2 separate regions of the Homo sapiens genome follow, and region 2 is linked to region 1. A link is an interaction called in ENCODE POLR2A ChIA-PET data of the cell type or tissue named here. Cell type or tissue: K562. All regions are shown on one strand. Links, peaks and the distances in the headings refer to the core of each region. The heading gives the core; the rest is flanking DNA.

Region 1 (15,364 bases), core at 8,411-10,910:
AATTTCTGCAAAAAAAAAAAAAAAAAAAAAAAGAGCCAGCTGGGATTTTTTATAGAGATTACTTTGAATCTGTAGATCAATTTGAGGCGTCATCTTGATAACATTAAGTTTTCCAATCTATGAACATGGTATATCCTCCATTTATTTAGGTTTTCTATAATTTATTTCAATAACATTTGTAGGTTTTATTGCACAAGTCTCACACTAATAAACAAATTCATCTCATATTAACATAACTAATGAATTTTGTTAAATTTACTTTAACCATTTTGTTCTGTTTTGTATTATTGTAAATGAAATCACTTTCTTAATTTCATCTTCAGATTATTTATTGCCAGTGTGTATAAAATATCATTATTTGTGTCTATTAATCTTATATTCTACAACTAGGCTAAATTTGTTTATTAGCTCTAATTGGTTTTTGTTCGTTTTAGGTGTAAATTCCTTTAGTTTTGTATATACAAGATCATATTATCTGCAAAGAGAAATGGTTTACTTCTTCCTTTCCAATCTGAAAGTCTTTTATTTCTTTTCCTTACCTAATTGCCTTGGCTAGAACCTCTAGTAAAATGTTTTATAAAAGTCACAAGAGTGAACATACTTGTCTTGTTCATGATCTTAGGAGCAAAGCTTTCATTTCTTTACCATTAAGTATGATGTTAACTGTAATATTTTTATAGCTGTCTGTATCATATTGACCTTACTTTTATTTTTTAAGAGATTTTTTTCTGGATATAAAATTCTAAATTGGCTTTTGAAATTTCAGCATTGAAAGAAGTTGTTCCATTGTCTGCTGTCTTCCATCATTTTGTTAAAAAGTCCCCTGCCAGTCTTATTGTTTCTTCCTTGAAGGTGAAGTGTCTTTTTTTTCTGCATACTGCATATCTTTGTCTTTTATTTTTTAAAATAGTTTTTCTATGATATGCCTAGATGTGGTTTTCTTTGTATTTATCCTATTTGTGGTTTGTAGAGCTATTTAAATCTGTGGCTTAATGTCTTTTGTTAGTTTGGAAAAAAATTTTAAGATCACTGCTATTTCTTCTTACTTGTTTTCTCTCTCTTCTGCTTCTTAATTGCAAATGCATGTATGTTAGATCATTTCACAATGTCTTCTATGTCTCTTTTGCTCTTTTCTGTATTTTTGAACTTTTTTTCTCTGCATGCTTCAATCTTGGTATTTTCTATTGACCAATCTTCCAGTTTACTAATCCTCTCTTCTGATGTTACTAGTATGTTGCCAAATCCATCTCTTCAGTCCTTATAAACTTCAGTTATTATATTTTTCAGTTCCAGGATTTCTACTTTTTAAATAGGTTCCAAATTTCTGATAGAATTTTTGAACACATTAATCATAGTTATTTTAAATCATATCTGATAATGCCATTTTCCAATTCACCTAAGTAACTTTTCTATTGTCTATTTTATCTTCATTGTTGATCATTTGATACTGCTTGTTGGTTTACCTTGTAATTTTAACTGAAAGTTGGACATTATGTATAAAAAGTATAGAGGCTTTGGATGAAGCTAACTTTTTCTAGATCAATTTAAATTTTCTTCTAGCAGACATATAGCATATAAGCAGATTACACCTTGATGCAGTCAAGAATGAACTATTTCTAATTTTTCCTTATTCCCAAGGAATAGTATTTTCTAAATAGCTGGGTACTCACCAGGGCCCATCTTTTTTTTGCCAGGCCCTGAACTCTAATTCTTCCCTCAGCTTGTAAAACTGTGAAAATTCCTTCTTAGTTTTCCCACCTATTAGCAGGTGTTTTTTTGCTAAGTTTCTTGGCATGCTACTTATTTTCAATGACTTTGCACATGATTTGAGGGGAAATTGCATGCAGAATTTCAATGCATTTTTCCTCTCTTAAGTACTATATAAGTTGGCACTCTCTTGTGCAGTTTTTTTTTTTCTGCTTAGTAGTTGCCCTCAGTGGGAGGATTAGTGTGACAACAGCTACTTCATTATAGCCAGAAGTGGAAGTCCCTCATCCATATTTTATTTTACAAAACTAAGCCTCACTTACATTTAAAATGGTATGAAATAGTTTGAACATACAAAAGGGCATAAAATATAATCAACACCCATGGTAGCTTCACCAAGCTTTACCAAACTGTTGAGACCCTTGAACATTCCTCCTTCTCACACCCCCTCCTTTTCCACACTATTCAAAATTTGATGTTATTATCCCCATGAATTTTTAAATATTTTTATGATGGGTGTGCTTACCTAAACAATATATAGGATGATTTTGTATGGTTTTCAGTGTGGTGTCAATGGTGTTATTATGCTTATGCTGTTCTCTAACTTCCTTTTTTCACTCCAAATTTTGTTTGTGAGAGTCATTCACTTTGTTGTGTGTGGCTGTAAATGATTCATGTTTACACTGAGTGACAGTATTGCGATTTATTTTTTCACTCTCCTGATGATGGCTATTTAGATTGTTTCCAATTTTTCACTATTAAAATCAATGCTGCTATAGACATGCAGGAAGAATTTCTTTACCAGTTTACATAAGAGTGAAGTTACTGGGTTTTAGGTAGGGCATGTGTTCGCTTTTATTAGGTCATGCCAAACTTTTTACCAGACCAGTTGTAATAATTTACATTTCCTCTGGCTATAAATGAGAGTTCCTATTATATCATATCCTGAGCAATATGTGATGTCATCAGACTTTCAGTTTTTGCCAATCCGACAAAATTAAAATGGTATGTCATTGTGGTTTTTCTTTGTATTTCTTTTCTCTTCTTTTTCTTTTTTTTGAGATGGAGTCTCGCTCTGTCACCCAGGCTGGAGTGCAGTGGTGCAATCTCGGCTCACTGCAACCTCCACCTCCCGGGTTCAAGCAATTCTCCTGCCTCAGCCTCCAGAGTAGCTGGGATTACAGGTGCCCACCACCACACCTGGCTAATTTTTGTATTTTTAGTAGAGATGGGTTTCACCATGTTGGCCAGGCTGGTCTCGAACTCCTGACCTCAGGTGATCCACCCACCTCGGCCTCCCAAAGTATTGGGATTACAGGCATGAGCCACCACGTTGACCATGAAGTTAAGCACCTTATATTCTCCATAGCACTCACTTCAATCTAATTTCCTGCCCCAAGCTTCTCCATTTCCCCAGAATCTCTTGAAATTTGGTCAACTTTTAGGGTGAATTACAGCAACTCCAGGAAACATTTCTCAGCACTGAAACTGGTGGATAAATGCACCTACAGGACTTCAAATTCGATGACACTTTTAATGCTCATGACAAACCTGCAGCAAAGATTGATGACCTCCATTTTATGGATGAGAAAACAGAGAATCAGAGGGGTTAGAGAACTTGCCCAAAGACGCACAGCTGGGACCTGGCACACTCCAAGTCAGGTGCACTTCACTCCTCCGTAGGAGACTGCAGAGGTTGGGTGCTGCAGCGGTGTGTCAGGCCATTCTTGCATTGCCATAAAGCAATACCTGAGACTGGGTAATTTATAAAGAAAAGAGGTTTAATTGGCTCATGGTTCTGCAGGCTGTACAAGCATACTGCCAGCATCTTCTCGGCTTCTGGTAAGGAGGCCCTCAGGGAGCCTTTACTCAAGGCTGAAGGTGAAGCAGAAGCAGACACATCACATAGCGACAGCTGGAGCAAAAGGGGGAGGCGCCACGCACTTCTGAACAATTAGATCTCAGGTGAACTCACTCATCACCAAGCGGATGGCACTAAGCCATTCATGAGAAATCCGCCCCCATGATCCAATCACCTCCCACCAGGCCCCACCTCCAACATTGGGGATGACATTTCAACATGAGATTTGGGTGGGACAAATATCCAAACCATATCAAGGGGCTCCTGTAGCAGGAAGCCTCCTAAGACACCTTCTGTCCTTGTAGGAAACACACATGGTGGCCCGATCTGTATCTGAGGATAAGGTGCTGTTGCCCTCAGGGGTCAGCCTGCGTGCAAAGACCCAAAAGGGGATGGATTCGGGGCAGAGAAGGCAGTGGAATTAGGGTAGGCCCCATTTGGTGCTGTGGGAGCATGAGGAGGGAGTGATGGAGAAAGTCTGTGTTTTTAAGCTGATGTTTCCCAGAAGTGAGCAGTTTATTTTAAACAGTGTTAAATATCCCTGGATCCCCTAGTGAAAGCGTAGGCTCTTTCATCACTTGCCCTGCTGATGGAGGAGGCAAGATTCTCAATTTGGTGCTATCGCATCTTAAACACTACTCTCTCTTTTTTTGTGTTTTGTTTTGTTTTTTTTTGAGACAGAGTGTCTTGCTCTGTTGCCCAGGCTGGAGTACAGTGGTGTAATCTCTGCTCACTGCAACCTCCGCCTCTTCCTGGGTTCAAGCAATTCTCCTGTCTCAGCCTCCTGAGTAGCTGGGATTATAGGCACACACCATCACACCCGGCTAATTTTTGTATTTTTAGTAGAGATGGGGTTTCGCCGTGTTGGCCAGGCTGGTCTCGAACTCCTGACCTCAAATGATCCTCCCACCTCGGCCTCCCAAAGTGCTGGGATTACAGGCATGACCCAGTGTGCCCGGCCTCCCTTTCTTAACTTTAAACAAAGACAAACCACATCTCCAGTTTCTAGGACTCTCAGGCAGGCAGTAGCATGTCACTAAAATTCAATTACTGCCTTTGTTTTTCTTGTATTTAGTTTTTATGTTGTATTGTATTTAGTTTTATGGTAAGTTGATTGTTTTGTTTAAGTAACACTTATATAATATCTGCTATATGCCAGGCACTGTTCTAAATGCTTTATAAATGTTGACTAATTTAATTCTCCCAAAGACCTATGAGGCAGGTGCTGTGATTATCATTACTCCCATTTTACAGATGAGGCCCAGAAAGGTTAAGCAAACTGCCCAAGGCCACAAAGCCTATAAGTGGCAGAGCTGGGATTTGAACTGAGACCAGCCAGCTCCATAGTCTGTGTCTTGACCAGCATGGCGCACACTGCCTATTTCATGCCAGTTATCTGCTGATGGTCATGATATAATATTTTTGAGACATGTTTATTGGAGTAAAAAATAGGAGGCAAGGTAAAGATCAATAGTAAGTGGATAATTAATAGTAGCACCAGTGAAAACCTCAAACGCAATAGGCTAGTGGCAGGAGTTCTGGAACACTCCAGTGTGGCTGCAGGGATACAGCACATGGACCATGAAAGTTGAGTTGAGAGGATGGGAGGGGAAAGGTGTTGGAGGGCAGGAGTCTGCTCCAGCAGAGGCAAAGATGCATGACGAAGCCTGGGCTGCCGGGGAGACGATGAGTAATTCAGGGCAGTCAGCCAGTAATGGCAGGAAACCCGTGCACTGGTACAGCACTTCACAGTCCGTGAAGCACTACCACATCTGCTTTCTCACAGCCTCTTCTTCACTGCCAGGTGCAGTGAGCACTATTGTCCCCATTTCAGAGATGGTAACTGAGTTCAGAGAATAAAAGAGCCAGAGAAGAGCTACTATTTGCTTCAAGATCTTCTGGCTTCAAATTCTGAGCCCTTTTCTCAACTCCACTGTGTCAGGGATCTTTGGTGGCAAGTGACAGAAATAGAATTCAACATGATTAAGCAACATAGGTGGTTTTTGGCTCATGGGAATGAGAAATCCACAGGGTGGACATCAGATATGGCTGGATCCAGGACCTCCCATGATGCCATGGGGACTCCTGACCTGTATTTCTCAGTATGGCTGTCATTTTCAAGGAGGCTGTCTCTAAGAGGTGACAAAGATGGCTACAAGCTCTGAGAAGATACCAAAAAAAGTGTCAGTTTTCTAGAGTTCTAGAAAAAAAATCTCAGGACTGCTTTCACTGGCCTTGCCTGGGTTGACATCCATCCCTGATGCAATCACTGTGGTCAGACAGATGGGGTGTTTTGATTGGCCAAGCCTGGGTCAGGAGCCCACTTTGTGGAGCATGGGGTGGAGTCAGCCTCAGGCAAACCACTAGAGGCAGCTCAGATAGAGGAGCTCTTTGGGAAGAGACGCCGGGCAGGCAGAAGCAGCAGGTACCCCCTCCACATCCCTAGGGCTCTGTGATGTAGGCAGAGGTAAGAAATTAGGAGGGATGAGGAGTTTTTTGTTTGTCTGTTTGTTTTTTTAAAGACAGGGTCTCACTCTTTCATTCAGGCTGGAGTGCAATAGTGCAATCATGGCTCACTGCAGCCTGGACCTCCGGCACTCAAGTGATCCTCCTTCCTCAGTCTCCCGAATAGCTGGGACCACAGGCACACAGCACCCGGCTAACTTATTTTTACTTCTATTTTTATTTTTGGTAGAGACAAGGTCTTGCTATGTTGGTCAAGCTGGAGATGAGGAATATTGAATCTGGGCAAAGGAGTTTGCACTTTTTGCTGTGCTGTGGTCAAGATAAAACCATCAGGGAGTGACGGGGACAGAGCTATGTCAGGACTCGCACCGTGGCTGGGGTGATGGATGTGGACAGAATAGTGAGGGGGCAGACACAGACTCCCCCTCCTGCGATCAGAGGCCACATCTTCAAAGTGTGATAACAGGACCTCTGCAGGGGTTGGAATCACACAGGATTCATATTCCTAAAAGCAGGTTGAAACTGCATCTACCTCAACATTATTTTATTTGAGTAGTGATGTTATTGCTTAGGATGATGCTGGAGTTAAATTTTTAAGTGTGCTTATCTATAGAAAATATATTAAAATATGTATTAAAATAAACAACAGTGCACACAATATACAAATATGGCCAAAATTTTGGATATGAGATATTTTGGCAACTCTTGGCTAGATCATTCTGAGACCCCCTCTGTTTCTGAGGCTCTACCTTCTCCATCAATTACAGCTGTTGTTTGAGTGTTTATGTGATGGGGGCCATCTGCAGGGTTTTATGCAAATCACCTCCTTGAATTCTCACAAGCCTGGAAGCAGGCCTTGCTGTTTCCACTTTACAAGGCTCAGAGAGGGCAAGGGACTGGCCCGGAGCCACACAGCTGGTCATCTGAACCTTCCTGGCCCCCCAGCCTGTGCCCTGCCCCAGGGTTCTTTGATGGCTCTGTGAGGGAGGTCAGAGGGAACTATGGATGGGGCCAGAGTAGGATCTTTGGGAACCCCGGCACAGAGGAGGAGGATCTTCCCCTTGTGGAGTCAGGGATGGCGTCTGGAGAAAGCCATGCCTGTGACTTGGGTCCTGCATGGGGCATCCCTCTTAGGTTTAGCTTTAGCTCCATTCTTGTCTATAGGGGCTGGTCTGGGAGGGGCTCCTGAGTCTGGGCAGGTGGACCACTGCCCTCTGGCTGGCACTTCCTCAAACAGACACAGAGCTGGTGGGTGAAACAGACAAGTCCCAGGAGAAGCCTGGCATCGCCAGACTGGTGGGGCATTCCTCTGCCCAAGACAGTAGAGGGCACTCTTTCTGGATAAACTCACTCTGCTCCCCAAAGAGGTTCCTTCTCCATCCTGGCCCAAATTAGGAGGTCAGGTTGTCTCTGTTTGGTCAGGCCTGGATTTCCTAGCATGCTCCCGAGTGGGCTAATCTGGGCTTTGTGATGGAGTAAGGAGCCTCATTATTGGGCTAACCTTATCTTAAGTATTCAGCAGTGGTTAACTTTGTGGGTTAACTTTGGATTTATTATTCAGTAAGAAGCCAATTTATTGATGGCTGGGTGCAGTGGCTCATGCCTGTAATTCCAGCACTTTGAGAGGCTGAGGTGGGTGGATCACCTGTGGCCAGGAGTTCGAGACCAGCCTAGTCCACATGGCAAAACCCTGTCTCTACTAAAAATACAAAAATTAGCCAGGCGTGGTGGCGGCCACCTGTATTCCCAGCTACTTGGGAAGCTGAGGCAGGAGAATCGCTTGAACCTGGGAGGTAGAGGTTGCAGTGAGCCAAGATCGGGCCACTGCACTCCAGCCTGGGCGATAGAGTGAGACTTTGTCTAAAAAATAAACATAAAAAAGCCAATTTACTGGCTTTTTTTTACAACATGGATGTTTATAGGAAGGAAGATCCAAAATTGCTCCTCAGCAGATCCCCCTTTCCAAACTAGTTTTTTCTCCTTTTCTCTCTCCCTTCCTCTCTTTTTCCCTCCCTCTTTCTTTGTTAGATAGATAAATACACAAGTTTAATTTCACACACAATGCTACATCAATAGGCTCAGCAAGGGCAAAATAGTCAGCAGTCTCCTCCCTCTTTAAATTCACCTTGTGCTGGGCGTGGTGACTCATGCCTGTCATCCCAGCACTTTGAGAGGCCGAGGTAGGAGGATCATGTGATCCCAGGAGTTTGAGACCAGCCTGGGCAACATAGCAAGATGCCGTCTCTACAAAAATGTTTTAAAAATTAGCCAGGCGTGGTGGCACGTGCCTTTGGTCCCAGCTACTCGGGAGGCTGATGCAGGAGGATCGCTTGAGCCCAGGAGGTTGAGGCTGCAGTGAGCCGTGATTGCGCCATTGCACTCCAGCCTGGGCAACAGAACATGACCCCATCTCTAAAAATATTAAAATAAAATAATAAAACAAATTCACTTTGCATTTGTGACGTGATGGGGCGGGGGCAGGAAGAAGGTGGGAGAAGGGATTCTTGGGGTGAATCTGCCATTTCTAAGAGGTGGGAGTTCTTGGGGTCATCCACAGGCCCCTCGGGATCTTGCATTTTTCTTAAGACAGTTCCAAGAATCAGGGGCAAGTCTGCCTGGGAAGAGACAGGATGAGGGGGAGGCCGGGGGAGCCCTGAGCCCGCCTGGCTCACCCTCCACTGTACGTCTCTTGCAGGCCCGTGGGAGTCAGCATGCCGCGTGGCTGGGCCGCCCCCTTGCTCCTGCTGCTGCTCCAGGGAGGTAAGTGGCTGCCCCGTGGTCTGCGGGTGGGGAGGGCCCCCATCACAGAGCTGAGCCAGGGCCGGGCTGGCTTTCTGGGCTCAAAAACACGGCTAGAGTCCACAGATTCAGAAAAGATGACATCCATGCCCTTGAGGCTGACACGAGTCCAGTAGCCGGCTCTCCACTAATCAGAATCCATCCACCAAAGGGCTCCATGAAACAGAAGCGGTAGACATGAGTCTCAGGTGGCCCAGCCCACAGGCTTGTGTCTTCGGGTGTCACTGGGGGGATGAAAGGCTTCGTCCTTCATTTCCCCTGACCTCTGCCTTGGCTGGCTCCCAACTCTCTGAGTGAGGAAGTTCTGCCTTCCATCTAACCTCAGTTTCTCCTTATGTAATGACTCTCCTTGGAAATGTTTTTCAACAATTGCTGCACCGGGTGCGGTGGCTCCTACTGGAATCCCAGCCCTTTGGGAGGCTGAGGAGGGTAGGTCGCTTGAGCTCAGGATCTCAAGACCAGCCTGGGCAACATGGTGAAGCCCTGTCTCTACAAAAGAAAAAAAATTAGCCAGGCATAGGAGCGCATGCTTGTAGTCTCAGCTTTTTGTGGGGCTGAGGCGGGAGGATTGCTTGAGCCTGGGAGGTGGAGGTTACAGTGAGTCAAGGTGACAACTGTACTCCAGCCTGGGCAACAGAGCGAGACCCTGTCTCAAAACAACAGCAACAACAACAACAATAAACAAACAAAAAAATCGCTAGATTCTTAGCAGGCACTGGTGGTCCCTGGGCTGGGGACAGGAGGAAGAGCCAAAAGGAGACTGAACCTTGGTAGGCAGCCCCCAGAGGACCAGATGTTGTGGTTAGAGGGGGTGACGTTAGAAAGCAGAACTGGGAAGACCAGGAGTCCGACTGAAAGGGCACTGCCTAGGACTAAGAGATCCTGGAGGGCTTCCTGGAGGAGGGGGCCATGAGGAGGCGGGATCCAGCACAGACTTGTGTGGAGGCCGGCCTAGGGGCAGGGGAGGAACTCAACAGCTGCTCTGCTGACTCATGGGCATTTTTCTCTGGTTTTTACCAGAAGACCCAGGACCTCAAATAGCTCCTTCAGGAAACAGATGTCAAGCTTTGATTTTCCCTTTCTGAGTGGCAAGCATCCTCATCTTGGTTCTAAAAAGCCTTTGGGTCACCCACCATGGCTCCACATCTGGCGGGTGCAGATAACAAGCCCTGGCTGCATGCAAAGCTCGGAGCGTCATCCCATTCCACTGTCCCAACAGCCCCACAAGGCGCATGTTGTAATGACGCCCAGTTTTTTGGCTGAGGAGGCTCAGAGAGGCTAAGAGACAGGTGCATGGCCACACTACCCGGAAGAGGCAGAGCTGGGATCAGTTTGCTCTTGGGGTCTGTCTTAGTCTGTCTGTGCTGCTGTAACTGAATACGTGAGACTGGGTAATTTATAAATAATAGACATTTACTGCTCGCAGTTCTGGAGGCTGGGAAGTCCAAGATCAAGGCACCAGCAGTAGCTTTGATTCCGGTGAGGGGCCCATCTTTGCTTTTTTTTTTTGAGACTGAGCCTTGCTTTCTCACACAGGCTGGAGTGCAATGGTGCAATCTTGGCTCACTGCAACCTCTGCCTCCCAGGTTCAAGCAATTCTCATGCCTCAGCCTCCCGAGCAGCTGGGATAACAGGCACATGCCATGGCTAATTTTCGTATTTTTAGTAGAGTTGGGGTTTCACCATGTTGGCCAGGATGGTCTTGAACTCCTGACCTCAAATGATCCACCCGCCTCGGCCTCCCAAAAGTGCTGGGATTACCGCACCCAGCCCCCATCTTTGCCTTTAAGATGCCACATTGAACGCTGCACCACCCCCAGAGGGGACACACGCTGCATCCTCACATGGCAGAAGGGCAAAAAGGGTCTGAATGTTGGGTTCGTCCAGCCCTCTTATAGCATCAATAATTCATTCAGGGGGGCTCTGCCCCCATGACTTAATCATCTCCTAGAGTCCCCACCTTTTAATATGATCACATTGGCAACTGAGTTTCTGGGGAGACACAGACGTCAAACCGTAGCACGGCCTTCACCATGCTGTGCTGCTATCTGTGGAGTGATAGCCATGTGCGGGCAGCATGCAGGCACAGGCATGATCTCATCTCAACACCTCAACAGCCTCTAGGGCAAGCAGTGTCTCCGGCTTACACATGGGGAGGAGAAGCAGTTTTGAGTCACATGTTTGCAGTCACAGAGCTACTTTGTGCACCTCTCACTGCCTCCTGCACGCTTTCATAACCCCAGACATGGGATGGCCCTGGGGCTCTCTGCCCTGTGGCTGGGGTACTGACAGGGCATTTTCCCACCCTCTCATCCCTGGTGCCACCTCCCTGCCACTCAGGGGCTGCCGTTGCCTCCCCAAGTTTGGAGACAAACCCTGTCCCTTGGTAGCTTTGAGCCTGGCTAGGAATGGTAGCTCCTCTCCAAATTCCCAGAGCTCTGAGAAAGAACCACGAGGATACGAACTCAGAGATGACACAGCTACTTAGAGGCTCTGTGTTGAGGTTTTGCCAAAATCAGTCCTGTTTTCTCCACCAAGTGCTGGAACTAGCTCCTTTTCACTCCACCGACAAGTTCTGTGTGTCTCCCTGAGGAAAGCCCCCTCCTAGAGCAAGATTTACTTCCATGACTCAGATCCCTTGGTAGCCACTGCCTCGAGAGAAGTTGAGAAGCATTCCGAGGTCACACCTAGGGGAGGGAGTGCTGTGATCCATTAGCAATATCTGTCATGTGTGCGGCTATGAAAAACTAGCACAGACTAGGTATTTCCTTCCCTGGGTGAGTGTCTCAGCAGCCCAGACCAAGAGAGACAAGAGGCATGGTCTAGTCTTGGAGCCTCAGTGTTCTCATCTCTACAATGAACTAAAGGATATTTCCAGACACAGTATTCTTGGCTCCGCATATAGGTTCTGTCCTAGAGTGAGACCCAGGAAGGGAATCTACCACCACCACCTCAGGGGTCTTCATTAGTCCAGGGAAAATAGGAAAAAGCCACCAAAAATGAACCTACTTAAAAAGGGGAACAAGGTCAGGCACGATGGCTCATTCTTACAATCCCAGCACTTTGGGAGGCTGAGGCAGGTGGATCGCTTGAGCTCAGGAGATTGAGACCAGCCTGGGCAACATGGTGAAACCCTGTCTCTACAAAAACACAAAAATTATCCAGGCATGGTGGTGCACAACTGTAGTCTCAGCTACTCAGGAAGTTGAAGTGGGAGGACTGCTTGAGCCCAGGAGGTGGAGGCTGCAGTGAGCTGAGATCGCACCACTGCATTCCAGCCTGGGCAACAGAGCAAGAGATCCTATCTCAAAAAGAGGTGAGCGGTACAAGTTTCTAGTAAATAGCAGCAAAAAATAGTGGAATTGGCACTCGAATATACAAAACAAAGCTACAAATTATTCCATTGATTTTGTCCACATTTAACAAAATGTAGATGATGATTGCACCCCTGTTTTAGAACACAGCGAAACAATTAATGTTTGGGGAGCAGGATGGAAAGGTGTTAAATCTTCCAACAAAATTGCCTCATAGGGCAATACCTAGAAGACTTCTTGGTGGCGGTGGCATTTTTGGCCGCAGGATCACGCAGACCTTTATGCAAAAGTGTCCGAGGGCTTTTTAATTCTCTCACGGTTTCCTACTCCTTGAAGCACTTCCTGAATCTCCGAGAGTGGGTGTCCTGTGGATCCAACTTCTGTAGAGCCGAGTCCTCTTCCTTGTCAGGGTTTTGGGACATTTTCAGCATAGCTGTCCTTGACTCTATGAGGTCCTGACCCTCTTGGGGTGTGTGCGTGTGCTCTGGCTGGGTTCCTACCACATCTGGGGCATTTAGGATATTGCCATTCTGAGTGGGAGCTTGGCCAGGAGGGACACAGACCTGGTGGCCGGGCGCAGGGCTCTGGAGGAGGGTGCTGAGCTGGGGACCAGCTAGTTTTATATTATTTGCCATCACATGCATCCTGTCTTCATAGCCAGCCTTGAAACATTGGTGCTCAAACAAGGAATTTCCAGGTGGTGAGGCCCCCTGGGTGCCAGGCCTACATCTAAGCAGCTCCTGAGTCCTCATATTTGTCCCGGCCTGGGGACCCCTGCACCCATTCTTCCTCCAGCCCTCGAGGGGATGGAGAGGAAGCTCTGCAGTCCCAAGCCACCCCCCACCAAGGCCTCTCTCCCCACTGACCCTCCAGGCTGGGGCTGCCCCGACCTCGTCTGCTACACCGATTACCTCCAGACGGTCATCTGCATCCTGGAAATGTGGAACCTCCACCCCAGCACGCTCACCCTTACCTGGTAAGTAGCCGGGCCTCACCAGTCCCCGGGGATGCAATTCAGGGTGCCTGCTCAGTGATTCCCCCAGGAGGACACTGTGCACTGAGGACCACTGTGTCCGCCTTTCAGACAACCACTCAGGGCTCACAGGACTTGAAAAGTCAGGAGCCCGCAGGGTTGGTCTATCCACCAGCTTCAAAGGCCACTCTCTCACCCACACAGGTCGGCCATGGTTTTGAGACCCCGGGATGGCTGGTTTCCCGCATGATTTTTCAAGCACTTAGGTACCAGGCCCCCAACTACACGCTTCCCATGAATGGTCACCCCCAACCCTCACAATGATTACTCCCATTTTACAGATGAGGACATTGAGGTTCAGAGAGGTTAAGCAACTTGCCTAAGGTCACACAGCCAGTGAATGCTGGAGCTGGGATTCAAATTCAGACCGCCCAACTCCAAAGTCCATGGGTCCCTTTTAGACCCTATGCAGCTCAGGATAAAGAAGAGCTTCTGTTATCCATCAGCTCATTCATTCATTCAAAACCATTTATAGGCCAGGTGCAGTGGCTCATGTTTCTAACCCCAGCACTTTGGGAGGCCAAGGAAGGAGGATCACTTGAGCCCAGGAGTTTGAGACCAGCCTGGGCAACATCACAAAACCCTGTCTCTACAAAAAATAAATCAGTCGGGCGTGGTGGCACAATCCTGTAATCCCAGCTACTTGAGAGTCTAAGGCAGGGGGACCAAGCTCAGGAGGTCGAGGCTGCAGTGAGCTATGATCACGCCACTGCACTCCAGCCTGGGCAAAAAAGCAAGATCCCAACTCAAAAACAAAACAAAACAAAACAAAACATGTATTAAGTTCCTGCCAGACACTGTTGCAGGCACTGGGGATTCAGCAGAGCAAGACTGACCAGGCCCCAGATGCCTTGGAACTGACGTACCACGGTGGGGCGGAGGCTGGGGGAGACAGACACACAAAACAACCAACAAGGTGCTTTCTCTTTTTTATTTTATTTTATTTTATTTTATTTTATTTTTTTGAGACAGGGTCTTGCTCTGTTGCCCAGGCTGGAGTGCAGTGGTGGGATCAGAACTCACTGTAGCCTTGACCTCCTGGGCTCAAGCAATCCCTCCACCTAAGCCTCCTGAGTAGCTGGGACTACAGGCATGCATCACCATACCTGGATAATTTTTGTAGTTTTTGTAAAGACAGGGTTTTGCCATGTTACCCAGGCTGGATTCAAACTCCTGGGCTCAAGCAATCTGCCCACCTCAGCCTCCCAAAGTGCTGGGATTACAGGTGTGAGCCACCATGCCAGGCCCAAACAGGACACTTTCTTTCTTTCTTTTTTTTGGAGACGGAGTCTCACTCTGTTGCCCAGGCTGGAGTGCGGTGGCATGATCTCGGCTCACTGCAACCTCCACCTCCTGGGTTCAAGCAATTCTCCTGCCTCAACCTCCCAAGTATCTGGGATTGCATCCAGGTGTGCACCACCATGCCTGGCTAATTTTTGTATTTTAAGTAGAGACAGGGTTTTGTCATGTTAGCCCACCTGGTCTCGAACTCCTGGCCTCAAGTGATCCGCCCACTGTACCCGCCTTTCAGACAACCACTCAGGGCTCACAGGACTTGAAAAGTCAGGAGCCCGCAGGGTTGGTCTATCCACCAGCTTCAAAGACCACTCTCTCGCCCACACAGGTCGCCCATGGTTTTGAGACCCCGGGATGGCCGGTCTGCCGCATGGCCAGCCTCCCAAAGTGTTGGGATTACAGGCATAAGCCACCGTGTTCTGCCCCAAACAGGATACTTTCTAATAATACTGGGTGCTATATCAAGGACAGAACACTGGACCTCAGGTAAAGGGACCACAACTGCTAGTGAGAAGGAGGAAGCCAGGGAGCTGGGCAGAGGGCACTGCCAGTGCAAAGGCCCTGTGGGAGAAGAGCTGGTGCGTTTGAGGAATAGGGAGGAGGTCAGTGTGGCTGGAGTGGAGTGAGGCAGGGTGAGGGGGAATAAGGAGCAAGTTCAGGCTGGGAGGCTTGGAGAGCATTTATTCAGCAGGAACTTGTATTCCAGCAAATTTGGCAGAGAACTCAGTCCACACATCCCTACTGGGCCTAGAGAGTGGTCATGTTCAGATCCTGAACATCTAGGTAGGGAAATTAATATCCGGTAAACTACTATACATACTTCAAAACCCATCATTTTTGTCCAGTGGGAGTTAAAAAGCCACAGCATTTTCCCTAATCCCATCCCAC
Region 2 (15,364 bases), core at 7,802-10,301, 270 kb before region 1:
GGAAACTCATTTGTTCTTTCATACATTCAAGATATATTCAATATATATGTACTGAGCATCTACTCTGAACTAGGCCCTGGCACAGGTAGCCAGGAGATAGCAGCGAAGGCAGAGATCCCTGCCAGAAGGGGAGAAGAGGTGTAGATCCAAGTAGCGGAGATCAACAATGAGCAAGACCAGGACGTACTGTGTATAGAATGGGAGAAGATAATGCTTGCTTGGGGAAAATAAAGTAGGGAAAGAGAATAAGGAGGGAGGGAAGGAGTGTTGTAATTTTAAATAAGGCGTTTGGGGAAAGCCTCACAGAGAAGGGGAGGTTGGAATAATGGCCTGATGAAGTAGGGAAGGAAGCCAGCCACGTGGATATCTGGGTGCAGAGTTCAGGCAAAGGAAAAGTGCAAAGGCCCTGAGGCAGGAGTGCACCAAGAGTAGTCCAGGAACAGCAAGGAAGCCGGGGCGCCAGAAGCACAGAGACTGGTAGAAAGTGAAGTCTGAGGCCAGATGTGGTAGCTCACACCTGTAATCCCAGCACTTTAGGAGGCTGAGGCAGGTGGATCACTTGAGGTCAGGAGTTCAAGACCCACCTAGCCAACATGGTGAAACCCTGTCTCTACTAAAAATACAAAAATTAGCCGGGTGTGGTGGCGCACACTTATAATCCCAACTTTTCAGGAGGTTGAGGCAGAAGAATCACTTGAACCCAGGAGGCGGAGGTTGCAGTGAACCAAGATTGTGCCACTGCACTCCAGCCTGGGAGACAAGAGTGAGACTCCATCTCAAAACAAAAACAAAAACAAAAAAGGAGGTCAGGGAGCTAACAGGAGAATAAGAATAAGATCTAATTCGAAGGGATAATCATGCATCCACTCAACTAGTATTCACTAAGTGCTTAATCCATGTCAGAGAGTTGCTGTGAGGATTAAATCAGATAAAGCGAAAGCACAGGCAGCTCCCAGCATACAGTAAGTGCTCAATACATGTCACCTATTAGAAGAGGACGCCCCTGCACTCTGGGCAGGTGGCAGCATAGACACTGCTCAGGAGAACCTGGGTCCTGGCCCTGCTTTCTTTCCCGGGGTAAGGGTGCAGCCTCACTGCTAGGGAACCTGGTTCCAAAGCCATTAGTGGTCAAAGTTAGTGCCCAGGTTGCTAGGGAAGTTCCTCCACTGTCAGGTTCAAGCATGTAAGGTTTAGGCCACAGCAAGAGCTCTGCTGCTCTCTCGGCTCTGGAAGGGCCATAGCTACAAGGAAAAGGATACAGAAAGCTGACAACCAGGGAGGGAGTCAGGGGAAGTTCATGGCAAATAAACGGACTTTGCTCCTGCTCTGGGGAACCACGCTTGTGCAGCCTTGGCTAAGGAATGGGTCACTTATCAGGGTGTGCATGCATGTGTGTATGTGTGCAGGCGTGTGTGTATGTGTGTAAGTGCGTGTGCACGCTCGTGCATGTAGGCACGTGGTCTCCTGTCTCTAAATCTGTAGCCCACCTGCAATGCTACAATTATCTACTCTTAACGCTCCTTGTTCCCACTCAGCCTGGGCACACGCAATACCCTGGTCGGCCACAAGGGGGCTCTCAGCGTTCCCCTTCCCCCTCCCTCCACCCATTAACGCACTGGGCCGCGGTTTGTGGTGGTGGTACACAAAGGGTTAAAAGCGCCACCTTAGAGGCAGGAGGGTCGCTTGAGGCCAGGACTTCCAGACCAGCCTGGCCAACACAGCAAGTCCCCCATCGCTCCAAAAAAAAATTAAAAATTAGCCGGGCAAACCATTCAAACCATCTCTGATGGGCCAAAACTCGGTGATTGGCACAAGAACCGGTTACAGTCTCTTTACACCTCCGTTTAGGTTACAGTTCACCATGTACGGAGAACCCTTTAGGCCAAACTTAAAATACGTAAGGAGGCAGCTTTAGGCTAAACTTGATTTAACACGTATGAAGGCATGCACAGGAAAAGACCTGGAAATGATGCTCAAAGGGGTTAATAGTGATAGACTCTGGACAGAAGGAAAGGAAGCTATTATTTTCTTAGTTATGTGTTATCCACATTTTCTAATTTTTCTAAACATGTAAAGATAAAATTATATTCTTAAAAATAAATAAGACCTCAGAACAACAAAAAGGAATTAAATAAAGTATAAAATAGAATATAATCAATACGCTGGGTGCGATGGCTCACGCCTGTAATCCCAGCACTTTGGGAGGCTGAGGCAGGTGGATCACTTGAGGCCAAGAGTTTGAGACTAGCCTGGGCAACATGGCAAAACCCCATCTCTACAAAGAAAAAGAATAGAATCAACCACACACACACACACACACACACACACACACACACGCAGATTGTCAGGGAAGTGCTTCTCAATCTTTGTAGCACACATTAATGTCCTGGTCGAATTCAGCAGTTCTGTCATGGGGCCTGGGAGTCTGCATTTCTGACAAGCTCCTGGATGTCAAGGCAGCTGCTCCAAGAATCCCACTCTTTATAGTGGTAAGGCTAGGGGCTTATTGTAATTTCTATCCTAGTGGCTGTCACAATCCCCTTTCTCTTCCTTCTCAGGTCAGATATCTGTCACGTATTGAAGCATCATTTATAAAAAAACAATACTTTGTTGTTGTTTTTTGTGTTTGTTTGTTTGTTTGTTTGTTTTTGAGACAGGGTCTCACTGTCGCCCAGGCTGGAGTGCAGTGGTGCAATCTTGGCTCACTGCAATCTCCACCTTCCAGGTTCAAGTGTTTCTCCTGCCTCAGCCTCCCGAGTAGCTGGGATTACAGGCGTCTGCCACCAGGCCTAGCTAGGTTTTTGTGTGTGTGTGTACTTTTAGTAGAGATGGGGTTTTGCCATGTTGGCCAGGCTGGTTTCAAACTCCTGACCTCAAGTGATCCGCCCACCTCAGCTTCCTAAAGTGCTGGGATTACAGGCAGGAGCCACCATGCCCGGCCATAAAAAACAATATTTAAAATAATTCAAGTATCCATGTATGGGAGACTGGCTACCTGAACCTTGGTATATCTATACAATGGGAGGTGTGCAATAAACGTTTAACAACCAGCTGTCTGAGTGGGAAGCCCTGAGGTAGACAGTTTGCCCATTTCTGTTGTGCAAATACTACCACTGTGGCCTATTTCAAGCCACCTATGTGAAATCAATTGGTTCACAAAATCGCTGAAGGTTTAGCAATCAGTTCTTCGGAGCCAGCACACCATCAGCCAGCTGGTGCCAGCACACCCCACTCTACAGCCATAAATAACATAAACAACAGTGAGGAAGCTGTCTCTGCACTGATATGGAAAGATCTTCACAATACAGTACACTGTAAAGTGGGGGGAAGAAAGCAGATGTAAACCAAAATTAAATTCTAAGGCCCCCTCCGAACCATCTGAATGGACCCCTTCTCTCGGCCAGAGCATTCCAAAACTAACCCAAAAAACTAGTTCAAGGCCGTGATGGAAAGAGGGAGCGAGACACTCCTCGTTATATCCTCCTCCCTTTTGGAATTATGGATAGACAGGCTCTTTAAGTCTGATAAGAAACATTTGTAATCTATTCTCTCTGAAGCCTGCTACCAGGAGGCTGCATCTGCATAACAAAACTTTGGTCTGGGCCAGGCTCGGTGGCTCACACCTGTAATCCCAGCACTTTGGGAGGCCAAGGCGGGTGCATCACAAGGTCAGGAGTTCAAGACCAGCCTGGCCAATATGGTGAAACCCTGTCTCTATTAAAAATACTAAAATTAGCTGGGCATGGTAGTGCGCGCCTGTAGTCCCAGCTACTGGGGAGGCTGAGGCAGAAGAACTGCTTGAACCTGGGAGGCGGAGGTTGTAGTGAGCTGAAATCATTCTGCTGCACTCCAGCCTGGCAACAGAGTGAGACTCCGTCTCAAAAACAAAAAACAAAACAAAAAAAAACTTTGTTCTCTACAACCCCTTATTGTAACCCAGACATTCCTTTCTATTGATAATAACTCTTCAACTAATTGCCAATCAGACTTTGAATCTGCCTATGACTTGGAAGCCCCCACCTCCAGTTGTCCTGTCTTTCCGGATCCAACCAATGTACATCTTATGTGTATTGATTGATGCCTTAAGTCTCCTTAAAATGTATAAAACCAAGTTGTAGTCTAACCACCTTAGGCACCCATTAGGCACATGTTCTCAGGATCTTCTGGGGACTGTGTCATGGGCCATTGGTCACTCATATTTGGCTCAGAATAAATCTCTTTAAATATTTTACAGTTTGACTCTTTTCGTCAACACAGCTTATAGAAGAGTATGTAGGGTTTGCTACCTGTTGTGTAATTAAGGAGGGGGAACATAAATACACACACACACACACACACACACACACACACACACACACACACACACACGGTTGCTTGTATTTGAATAAAAACAAAACAAAACAAAAACTGGAAGGCCAGGTGCAGTGGCTCATGCCTGTAATCCTAGGACTTTGGGAGGCTGAGGTGGGTGTATCACCTGAGGTCAAGAGTTCGAGACCAGCCTGGCCAACATGGTGAAACCTCGTCTCCACTAAAATTACAAAAATTAGCCGGCTGTGGTGGCGGGCGCCTGTAATCCCAGCTACTCAGAAAGCTAAGGCAGGGGAATCACCTGAACCCAGGAGGCAGAGGTTGCAGTGAGCCAAGATCACACCATTGCATTCAGGGCTGAACAACGAGCAAAAACTCTGTCAAAAAATAAAACAAAACAAAACAAAAAAAACACTGGAAGAAGATACAGCAAAGTACTAAATGTGACCATCTACGAGCAGAAGGAGAACACAATGGACAGAGAGATGACATAGATTAGTGCTTTTTGGAAATATCTTTTTATGTTATTTTGATTTTCGAGCGATGTAAATATAGCACAGCATCTATTCCAAAAATCAAATTAGGAAAGAAAACACATAAAATGCAATCCAGTGACCTTGACATTCTTATTGGAGCCACAGGCAGGAACTGCTCTAGAACTCCTGAGGTGCAAGCCGTCCCATTTCTTTACATTTCTGAATCAAGTCATTCCTCCATTAGTTAGTGTATTCGTCTGTTCTCATGCTGTTGATAAAGACATACCCAAGACTGAGTAATGTATAAAGAAAAAGAGATTTAATGGACTCACAGTTTCACATAGTTAGGGAGGCCTCACAATCATGGCAGAAGGCAAAAGGCACTTCTTCCACGGCAGCAGACAAGACAGAATGAGAGCCAAGCAAAAGAGCCAAGCAAAACCATCAGATCTCATGAGACTTATTCACCACTACGAGAGCGGTAGCGGGGGATCCACCCCCATAATTCAATTACCTCCCACCAGTCCGTCCCATGACACATGGGAATTATGGAAGCTACAATTCAAGATGAGATTTGGGTGGGGACACAGCCAAACCGTATCAGTTAGCCTAGACAATGAGTTCAACAATGGTCAATTTCCAGAGTCCTCCTCTCTCTGTGGATCTTACAAGCATCTCAGGATTTGGTTCAAATTAAAAAGGATTCAGTCTTCAGTTTGTGTGGTCACCATCCTCACAGTCTCTGTTGAGGCCAAAGGGCACAGGGCCAAGAATAGACATTATAGCTTACTGCCTAAATTCAAACGCTGGCTCTGCCGTTCACCGGCTGAGTGACCTTGGGCAAGTCGCTGAACTTCTCTGTGCTCCCAGTTTCCTCATTTGTAAAATGGGGGTAATAGCATAACAAGACCTATGAGTTAGTGTATTTAAGACAGTGAGACTAGGGCCTGGCGCTTAGTGAGTGATTATCATATTTGCTACAGATATTGTCACCCTGATTGATGCACAATACCTCTCTTAAAAATCACCCTTTGAGATGGATGATATACGCCCCTCAAAGGTCCTCTCCACTGGCACAACCCTGTTTCAGGCACCGTGAACAATATTCCCAAGGCTTCAGGACTGAAAGTTCAGCTTGCACAGCCCTCACAGAGCCACTCCCACCTGAGACCTGCCACCTTGAAGGGCCCTTTGCAACAAAGCCCATCCACATCCCCATTCCCTCTGCCTCTGCTTCCCAGACAAGCCAGCTAATTCTCCTGCACCTTGTAGCCGCAAACACCCAGTGTTCTTATCACCCACATCAGAGTCTCCTAAAGTGTCCATTAAAAATGCAGAGTCCTGGGTCCACCTCAACTTCTAGGGGGCAGGAGCCCAGCCAGTTCCTTGGGTTATTAATATGCATACTGGGATTTAAAAACCACTGAGTTTGGAGCAGGGTCCTAGGGAAATGGAAGGAAAGATTTCTCTCGCTTCTTTCTGATAAACCAAAAGCAGTGAGAAAAAAAGGGGGGGGAAGACCAATTAATTTTCAATAATTCAGTTTCCCGCAATAACTTTGAATCAGTTTAAATGTCATTAAAGTAAATTGTTCCTCAACATGTATTAAGCTACTTTTAATGTCAAATGATGATGACCACCCTCACCACTAATTGCAGCCCCCACCACAAATTTGGGAGGCCAGTACTACGGTGTGAGCTTTTTAACCTTCAGAAACTTTCTTGCCCACTCAACCTTGTCGAGAATCCTAAAACAGTGCATCTCATTTTATGCAAATTTGCATTGTGTGACTTAGATACGAGGCAATTTAAAAATATTAATAAAGACATGCCGTATGCTCCAATTTTGAAATAATGCACGTCTTGCTTTACATGCATCCCTCTGGGAAATTTAGTCTTAAATAATGCATAGCTTCAGGAATGAATCCCTTGCATAAATCTGATAAAAGCTGATCTATTCAATGGAGAGAGGTGGAAGGGGCACCAGCTAACCATGTCTTCCCCCTCCCTCTGCTGCCCTGGAATCTTCTGCAGGAATCTATGGCCTCAGTAAGAATTGGGTGTTTTGTTTGTTTCTTTGTTTTAGAGACAGGGTCTCACTCTGTTGCCCAGGCTCTGGAGTACAGTGGTGGGATCATAGCTCACTGCTTCCCTGAACTCCTGGATTCAAGTGATCCTCCTGCCTCAGCTTCCTGAGTAGATGGGACTACAGGCACACGCCACCATGCCCAGCTAATTTTTTATAGAGACGGGGTCTCACTATGTTGCCCAGGCTGGTCTTGAACTCCTGACCTCAAGCAATCCTCCTACCTCAGCCTCCCAAAGTGCTGGGATTACAGATGTGAGCCACCATGCCTGGCATTCATTTAGGGTTTTTTTGTTTGTTTGTTTTGTCTTTTTGAGACGGATTCTCACTCTGTCGCCCAGGCTAGAGTGCAATGGCATGATCTCAGCTCACTGCAACCTCTGCCTCCCAGGTTCGAGCGATTCTCCAGCTTCAGCCTCCCAAGTAGCTGGGAGTACAGGTGCGTGCCACTGTGTCTGGCTAATTTTTTTGTATTTTTAGTAGACACGGGTTTTCACCATGTTGGCCAGGCTGCACTCAAACTCCTGACCTCAGGTGATCCACCCCCCTCGGCCTCCCAAAGCGCTGGGATTACAGGCATGAACCACTATGCCCAGTCAATTTAGTTTTTTAGGTAAGATTTCTTGAACTGGTCACTCTGCTAAGACCTGTACATCTATTTTCTCTATACAAATCTGTTAGGTGCCTACTGTTAGGTACTCACACTGGAATGTGAATATGTCATGGTAAGATGAACAGGATCCTCCCCTCATGGGGCTTACACACTGATCTAGTTGCCCCAACAACCTGAGAATATAGTATGATTACTGTTCCTATTTCAACATGAGGAAACTGAGGCTCAGGCTGAGATTACACAACCAGTAAGTTGTGCAGAAGCCAGATACGAACCTAGGAAGTCTGATTCCAAAGCTTAACAACGGCTCCATATACTGGCTGACCAGAAGGATGTTTGGGAATCCCAGATCCTGGACGAGTATCGTCCCCTCTCCTTGAAGCATCCCTCTGTGCAGCTCTGCAAATGTGATCCCATTTCTGGTAATGCACTGGGAGAGGAGAGCAATGCTCACATCTCATTGGTCAGATCTGTGTCACATGACCACCATCCCTGCAAGGGAGCTTGGGAAGGTACTTGCTGAGTACCCATTTGACTGTCTTCCATGACTCTGCAAAAACAAACAAACAAACAAACAAAAACATATACAGGTTGAACAGCCTTTATCTGACATGCTTAGAACCAGAAGTATTTCAGATTTTTTCAGATTTTGGAATATTTACAAATATATAATGAGATATCTTGGGGCTGGGACCCAAGCCTAAACAGGAAATTCATGTATGTTTCATACACACCTTGTACACATAGCCTGAAGGTAATTTTATATAGTATTTTAAATAATTTTATGCAGGAAACAAAGCTCAGACTGTGTTTTGACTGTGACCAGTCGCATGAGGTCAGGTCTGGAATTTTCCACATGTGCCATCATGTCAGCGCTCAAAAAGTTTTAGGTTTTGGAGTATTTTGGATCTTGACTTTTTGGATTAGGGGTGTTCACCCTGTGAACTGGGTATATCATAAGGGGCTGGGCACAGTGGCTCACACCTCTAATCCCAGCACTTTGGGAGGCCAAGGCAGGAGGATCTCTTGAGCCCAGGAATTCAAGACCAGTGTGGGCAACATAGAGAGACCTTATCTCTACAAAAAATAAAAAAATTAGTCAAGTGCTGTGGCTCATGCCCATCATCACAGTATTTGGGGAGACTAAAGCTAGAGACTCACTGAAACCCAGGAGATCAAGGCTGCAGTGACCCGTGATCATGCCAGCGCACTCCAGCCTGGGCAACAGAGCAAGACACTGTCTCAAAAAAATTAATTTAAAATAAAATAAAAATTAAATTTAAATTTAAAAATCAAAAATTACAAAATTAATATTGGAAGGAAGAAATGAATATTGGGTAGGTAATTTCAAGTGTCTGCCACAGAAAGAATGCTGGAGGAGGAGTCTTGAAGAATGAGTGGGAAGAAGTTGAACAAGAGTGTGGGAAAAGCCAAAGGGTCAGCACAGTTAAAATTCCAGGAATAGAAGGTGTGTGTTGACTTTGGAGACTCAGAGAAGAAAGTGGAGTGACTGAGAGCTGCAGGCAGACATCAGGATGGAAGCCAAGGCTCCTGGGCACCTGCCAGGAGGAAACATCACCAGACCCTCCCATTCCCAGCAGGCAGGTCCCCAGATAGGTAAGAGGGAAGGGTCAGTGCTTCTCACTGCACATGCATGGACTTTGCATATGCAAAACTGGCCCCATTTTCCAACAATCTGGATGCCCATAGAACTGAAGCTTAATAAACTGACATTTGTATAATAAGATGTGTCTGGGCCGGGCATGGTGGCTCATGCCTGTAATCTCAGCACTTTGGGAGGCCAAGGCAGGTGGATCACCTGAGGTCAGGAGTTTGAGACCAGCCTGGCCAACATGATGAAACCCCATCTCTACAAAAAATACAAAAAATTAGCCAAACATGGTGGCAGGTGCCTGTAATCCCAGCTACTTGGGAGGCTGAGGCAGGAGATTCTTTTGAACCCAGGAAGCGAAGGTGGTGGTGAGCCGAGATCGTGCCATTGCACTCCAGCCTGGGCAACAGATGGAAACACTGTCTCAAAAAAAAAAAAAAAAATGCCTGCTGCCTGTTGACCAGCTTCTCTTCCTTATCCCACTTGTTTTTCTTCCCCACTATATAAACCCCTAACTTTAGTTGGAGGGGAGAGATGGACTTGAGGTTTGTCTCCCTCTCTCCAGCTGACATCGCCTGTAATATGTAATATAAATAATATATGATAAATATAATAGTATAAACATTGAATATAATAAAGCCTTCTTCCATGGCAATACTTGTTGTCTCAGTGATTGGCTTTCTGTGCAGCAGACAATGAGACCTAGAACAAAACCGTAGTATTGAGTAACATATGGATGAGCCACCCCCACACTGATGTGTTGAGCTCCCCATGGGTTAAGCCTCTTATTCAAAAGGGCATGGCATTTCTTCCTCAGAGTAGCCTGTATTCTATGAAACATTATGTTTCACTTTGTTTCTACAAAACTGACCCAAAGATTTTCTTGTTCTTCTTGCTTTGAATTCTGCAGCTATTTACAGCTCTGTACGCTACTGTGGATAAAGCAAAATGGCAAGTTGCACTGGGATCCTGGTGTTTGAGGAGAGTGGAGCATCCCTGCTGCATGCCTGGGAAACAGCAGATGTTGAGTAAATGATCATCACACCTGGGGTGGGCTCCCGGGCCTACTTGCCTTGTTCTCAGTAGTGACTTGGATTTCCCTGCTTTTAAAAGAATCTTTGGCCTCAAGAGTCCTATTTTTCCACCATCAGTATTTAGGAGATTACCCAAAGGGTACCTGCATGTACTCACAAAGTGAAAAGTGAGCCCCCTGGGATCAGCTGCTACCTCACCAGGTACCCCCCATCACCCCATACCTCCCGACATCACTGCTGTGTGGTGCTCTGCAGCAGGGAAGGGAAGTAGGGGAGGAAAACCATTTGTTTGTTTGTTTGTTTTTCTTTTTTAGAGATAGAGTCTTCCCACTGCAATCATAGCCCACTGCAGCCTTGAACTCCTGGGCTCACTTGATCCTCCTGCCTCAGCCTCCCTGAGTAGCAAGGACTACAGGCGTGTGACACCACACCTAACTAATTTTTTTATGTTTTTAGAGACAGGGTCTCTCTGTGTTGCCCAGGCTGATCCTGAACTCCTGGCCTCACATGATCCTCCCACCTCAGCCTCCTGCATAACTGGGATTTGAGGTATGAGCCACTGCACCCAGCCAGATTTTTTAAAATGTACTATGTCACAGTGGCCTCATATCAGAGCCACTTGGGCCCCATGTGTTCCAGTGTTTGCTGAAACTGCTCTTTCTGTCTTTAATTTCAGCTCTCTCCAACCCTGGAATGAGACAGCCTCCCACAGGGTGGAGCTGCCAGAAAGAGCTGAGTAGCCTCTTTGGCTTTAACTATAGAAATTTTCTTGATTATGGTAGACCCTTGGGGATATCTGTTCCAGCTCAGGATCAATTCTCCTTCCCTGGAAACTGCCAATGGGAGGGACCTTATCAGAAATATTTGCACTGTGTAATTCTACTCCCTGGACACAGTGATTAGACCAGGCATGGCCAACTGACCCAAATTGAGCCAACCAGATTTATTTCTCATAAGAATTTAGTGCTGAGGCCAAGATAAACGGGGCTAATTTCTGTAATGGTTGAAGCTTGTAGCCTTGGGGGCTGTGAAATATGGCCTCCATATGAACAGAAAATCTGAGAAAGTGTATCTGTGTGGATGGACAGAGAGAAACAGAGATGAGATGTAGAAAGCCAGACACAGTGGCATGCACCTGTAGTCACAGCTACTCAGGAGGCTGAAGCAAAAAGATTCCTTGAGCCCAAGAATTCAAGACCAGACTGGGCAACATAGCAAAAGCTGTCCCTCAAAAAAGAAAAAGAAATCTTGTGCTTCTTTTTTAAATTTATTTTCAACCTAAGAAAGATGAATGAAGAAACAGCAACAACCACAACCCCAAAAAAAGAGAGAGAAATGGCATGCTGATACCTTTCCACTTCCCAGCTCCAGGCCTTTCTTAAGACTTAGGGATATTCCTGCCTTAACTTTCGTGAGACACCTCCATATCCTAGTCAGAGTCGTTGGTTGCCAGCAACAGACTCCACTATGGCGGCTTTAGGTCACAAAGGCATTCATCAAAGGACATTCATCAAGTCTCCAGAAGAACCAGAGAATCAAGCTTGGACCCCACAAAGCCAGAAGTCCCCAAATTACACTGCAAGAATACTGCAACCAGGCCCCTACAGCTATCCTGCCCACTGCTAGTGCCAGGCCCCTCCTCACGCTGTTCCTGAGAACTGGGTCCTGTACTCCTGCTGCAAGGAAAGCTACAAAGCAGCACTCCTGACTTCTGACATGGAGAGGCAGAGCTCCTAAATAAAGAGACTTCTCATAGCTATTCAAAAGAAACCACACTGGCCAGAAGCAGCAATGCATGCCTATAGTCCCAGCTACTCGGGCAGCTGAGGCAGGAGGATCGCTAGAGCCCAGGAGTTCAAGTCTAGCCTGGGCAACATAGCAAGATCCCATTTCAAAAAAAAAAAGGAAGAAAGAAAAAAAGAAACAACATAACCACATTGCATTACAAATGTCTGCAACATCATTGTGGTAACTTCTGGCTGCAACAGAGTCTTATGATAAAACTCTGTGCCCCAGCTCTGATCACTGGAACAAGCTGGATAGGTCCATTTTCTTGCCAGGGTGAGACCAAGGAGGTGCCCAGAATGGAAAATTTAAGGAGGCCCTCACTCTCAGGCTCGTGAAAGTGCAGGGTCAGCTCCTGAGAGTGGGGTCTCCTTAAATGTTGTGCCCTGAATGCCTCACTTGCCTTATCCTCCTCCAGGCCCTGCTTCTTGCTGCTCCTAAAGGCCTTTGCTTTCTGGATATTTCTCAGTCCTCCTGCAAACGCAGATGGTAGGCCCACACCTACTAGTGTTCTGGGGATATCCCAACATGCCCATGTCCACTTAGAATCCACTGGAATTTCTGACACATTTGTTTGATGCACTAATTAGTTAATAATGGGCCAGACACAGTGGCTCACACCTGTAATCCCAGCACTTTGGGAGGCTGAGGCGGGAAGATCACTTAAGCCCAGGAGTTGGAGACAAACCTGGACAACATAGTGAGACCCGCATTGCTACCAAAAAGAATTTTTTAATTACCTGGGCATAGTAACTTGTAACCTTGGGAGCTCTGAAACATGGTCCCCACATGAACAGAAAATCTGAGAAAGCATATCTGTGTGGGTGGACAGAGAGAAACAGAGATAAGAGGTAGTAATGTGGGCAAGATGGCACATGCCTGTAGTCCCAGCTATTCAGGAGGCTGAGGTGGGAGGATCACTTGAGCCCAGGAGGTTGAGGCTACAGTGAGCTAAGATTGCACCACTGCACTCCAGCCTGGGTAACAGAGCAAGACCGTGTCTCTAAAAAAGATAAAAACAAAATAAAATAAAAAATTAACAATGTTAACAGAAAACACTTCTTGCACACTTACCTTGTGCCAAGCACGCAGGTGTTTCATCAACACCACAGCTCTAGGCAGTATTCACTACCATTATCTCTGTTTTCCACCTTCTGAGGCACAGACAGGTGAAGGGGCTTGCCAAGATCACACAGCAAGGAACAGAACCAGGATTTGGACCCAAATCTCCCCACTGCCCCTATGAAGCCCCTTCAAGGAAAGCAGCTGCCTGTCTTTGAAAGCCAAGGAAACAGTGGAAATGACAAGTGTTAACCCACTCGTGGCATGTTAGAATGACTGTGGAGCTATTGAATCCTCGGCCCTTAAATCCGCTAATTACAGTTACAATCAATGGCATTAGTGTAAGGGCTCATTCTATTACCAAGACGGTGACGCCGGAGCCCACCAAGCCCACCCACTCCACCAACCACAGGCTCTTGAAATGAGCTGAAATCTGCCTGCTTCTGACCGGTCATCTGGGGCCAGATTCAAGCCTCCAGGCTCAGCCTCTCTTTCCTCTCTGTGGCCTGGCCGGGAGGACAGGTTGTTTTCTTCAGAATCGCCACCCAGACCCAAAAGACAACGGGTTTCCAGAGGCCCCGCACAGCCTTGGCGATGGGAAGCAGATTTTTGCCATTTTCTTCTTTTAGCCAAGGGACATTTAATTAAGGCTCACAAAACCCGCCTAACATATGATCATAATTATATCAGCATATTGGGGCTGGGAAGCTTTAAAGCCCAGTTACAAGTTGGTCAAAGACAGGCATGCAGAGGCCTGGAGAGGGATGGGAGAGAGGGGAAAATGTACTCTCTGGTGACACCAAACCAAAACCAGTAAGGGAACGGTGAGTGGGATTTGCCTGTGGGATAAGGGAAGGGGAAAGGCAAAAGCTGGGCTCTGGGGCGTGTTTTGATATTGGAGAAACTCACACGTTTTACAGGATGCACTTCTGCTCAAAGCAACTGTTTAGGCAGGGAATGGTGGTGAATAAGGCATGAATGAGAGAGCCCAGTAATCGCTGATGATAGCAATGACGGAAAACACAAATCACAGTCCCTTTCATCAGCATGTTTTCATCTTTGGCATTTAACACTAGCCTAAAGCCCAGGAGAGACTCAGAAAGTGTTCGTGACTTGTGCAGGGTTGTATTGGTGCTGGTGAAAATATTGGTGATGGCGGCCAGGAACCATGGCACACACCTGTAATCCCAGCACTTTGGGAGGCCGAGGCGGGGAGCATCGCTTGAGGCCAGGAATTCGAGACCAGCCTGGGCAACATAGAGAGACCCCATCTCTACAAAAAAAAGTTTTTTAATTAGCTGGGGGAGTGTATATTCGGGGCAACTTGAATGTATGCTCCCAGGTTACAAAAATTAAAAAAAAATAAAAATTAGCCATGCATGGTCATCACACATGCCTGTTGCCTGGGTGTTTGAGGTTCTAGTAAGCTATGATCGTGCCACTGCACTCCAGCCTGGGCGACAGAGCAAGAACCTCTACCTTAAAAAAAGATAAAAAAGATAGTTGGGGGGACAACAGTGATGGCAAGCACAGTGGAATGATCGTGACAGGGCTGGGGGTGGTGAATGAAGTCGATCACTGAATGGTGATGTGAATGGTGATGTGAACAGGCTCATAGAGTCGGGTGGTGATGCTGACAGTGCAGGTGGAGATAGTGGCAGCAGAGAGGCAGTCATGGCAGGGGGATGGAAGGGTTGATGATGCTGATAGCGGTGGTGATGAGGGTGTCAGGAAGACGGTAGACATGGTGACATTGACAGTTTGGTGATGGCTCGGTGGTGGTGGTAGTGCCCAGGGTGATGGTTATTGTCATGGTCATAATAAAGGACGGTGGGCTGGTGATGGGCTGGTGGTGACATAATATGAAGAGGACAGTGGTGCATAGCGGCCCATGCTGAATGAGGATGGTGATAATAGGGTGGTGGTGATAGGGATGGTGACAATGGTAGGGGAAGAAAGATGAAGGAGGATGGAGAAGGGAGGGAGGGAAGAAGGATCCTGGAGCATCGGCGTCATCAGGCTATGGACAAGAGCTTAGTTCCATTTCTTACCCTTTGGTCACTAGAAGTCAAAAAGCTCATTGTCTGCCAGGACAGGGACCCTTCCCCTGCCACCACTTCGGCTGAAATGCACAATCCTGCCCTGCAACAACACCCTTCCTGGTGGGAAGATTGGCACAGACCGGGTTTCATGAATGCATACACACCCTCCCTCTCGCTATTGTCTAAACCATCAATTAAGTTCCCCGGGGAGTAAAGACAGCAGTACCGTGTGGTAGTTAAGAATCTGGGCTCTGGAGTCCTCTTCGATTTAAATTCTCAATTGTGCTGTGTGACCTTGGATGAGTTGCTTAACCTCTCTGAGCCTCAGTTCATATGTATAATGA

The links. Peaks named below come from ENCODE experiments on the same cell type or tissue, not always from the same donor. Only the 100,000 strongest peaks of a DNase experiment are listed, where the experiment ranks them.
Region 2: POLR2A ChIA-PET joins it to region 1 with 5 read pairs; 8 of 35 experiments call an interaction of 5 or more read pairs at or near these places.

The regions. Positions count from the first base shown.
Region 1 is chr16:27,421,327-27,436,690 of GRCh38, forward strand. It overlaps IL21R (interleukin 21 receptor), which reads left to right. Exons shown (of 9, transcript NM_181078.3): 2 at 8,730-8,794; 3 at 13,021-13,123. The coding sequence starts at 8,746. Among named protein-coding and RNA genes, the nearest start is that of IL21R-AS1, 24 kb to the right of the region's middle. RefSeq lists a silencer at 708-908 and an enhancer at 9,830-9,879. In K562, for the core only: no CTCF peak of the experiment used is centred there; a DNase peak (open chromatin) is centred at 9,935; H3K27me3 peaks cover 194 bases.
Region 2 is chr16:27,153,638-27,169,001 of GRCh38, forward strand. LINC02129 (long intergenic non-protein coding RNA 2129) reads right to left here. Exons shown (of 4, transcript NR_170200.1): 3 at 7,761-8,035; 4 at 4,974-5,055. It overlaps LOC105371155 (a long non-coding RNA gene), which reads right to left and starts at 494. Exons shown (of 3, transcript XR_950956.2): 1 at 1-494. In K562, for the core only: no CTCF peak of the experiment used is centred there; no DNase peak of the experiment used is centred there.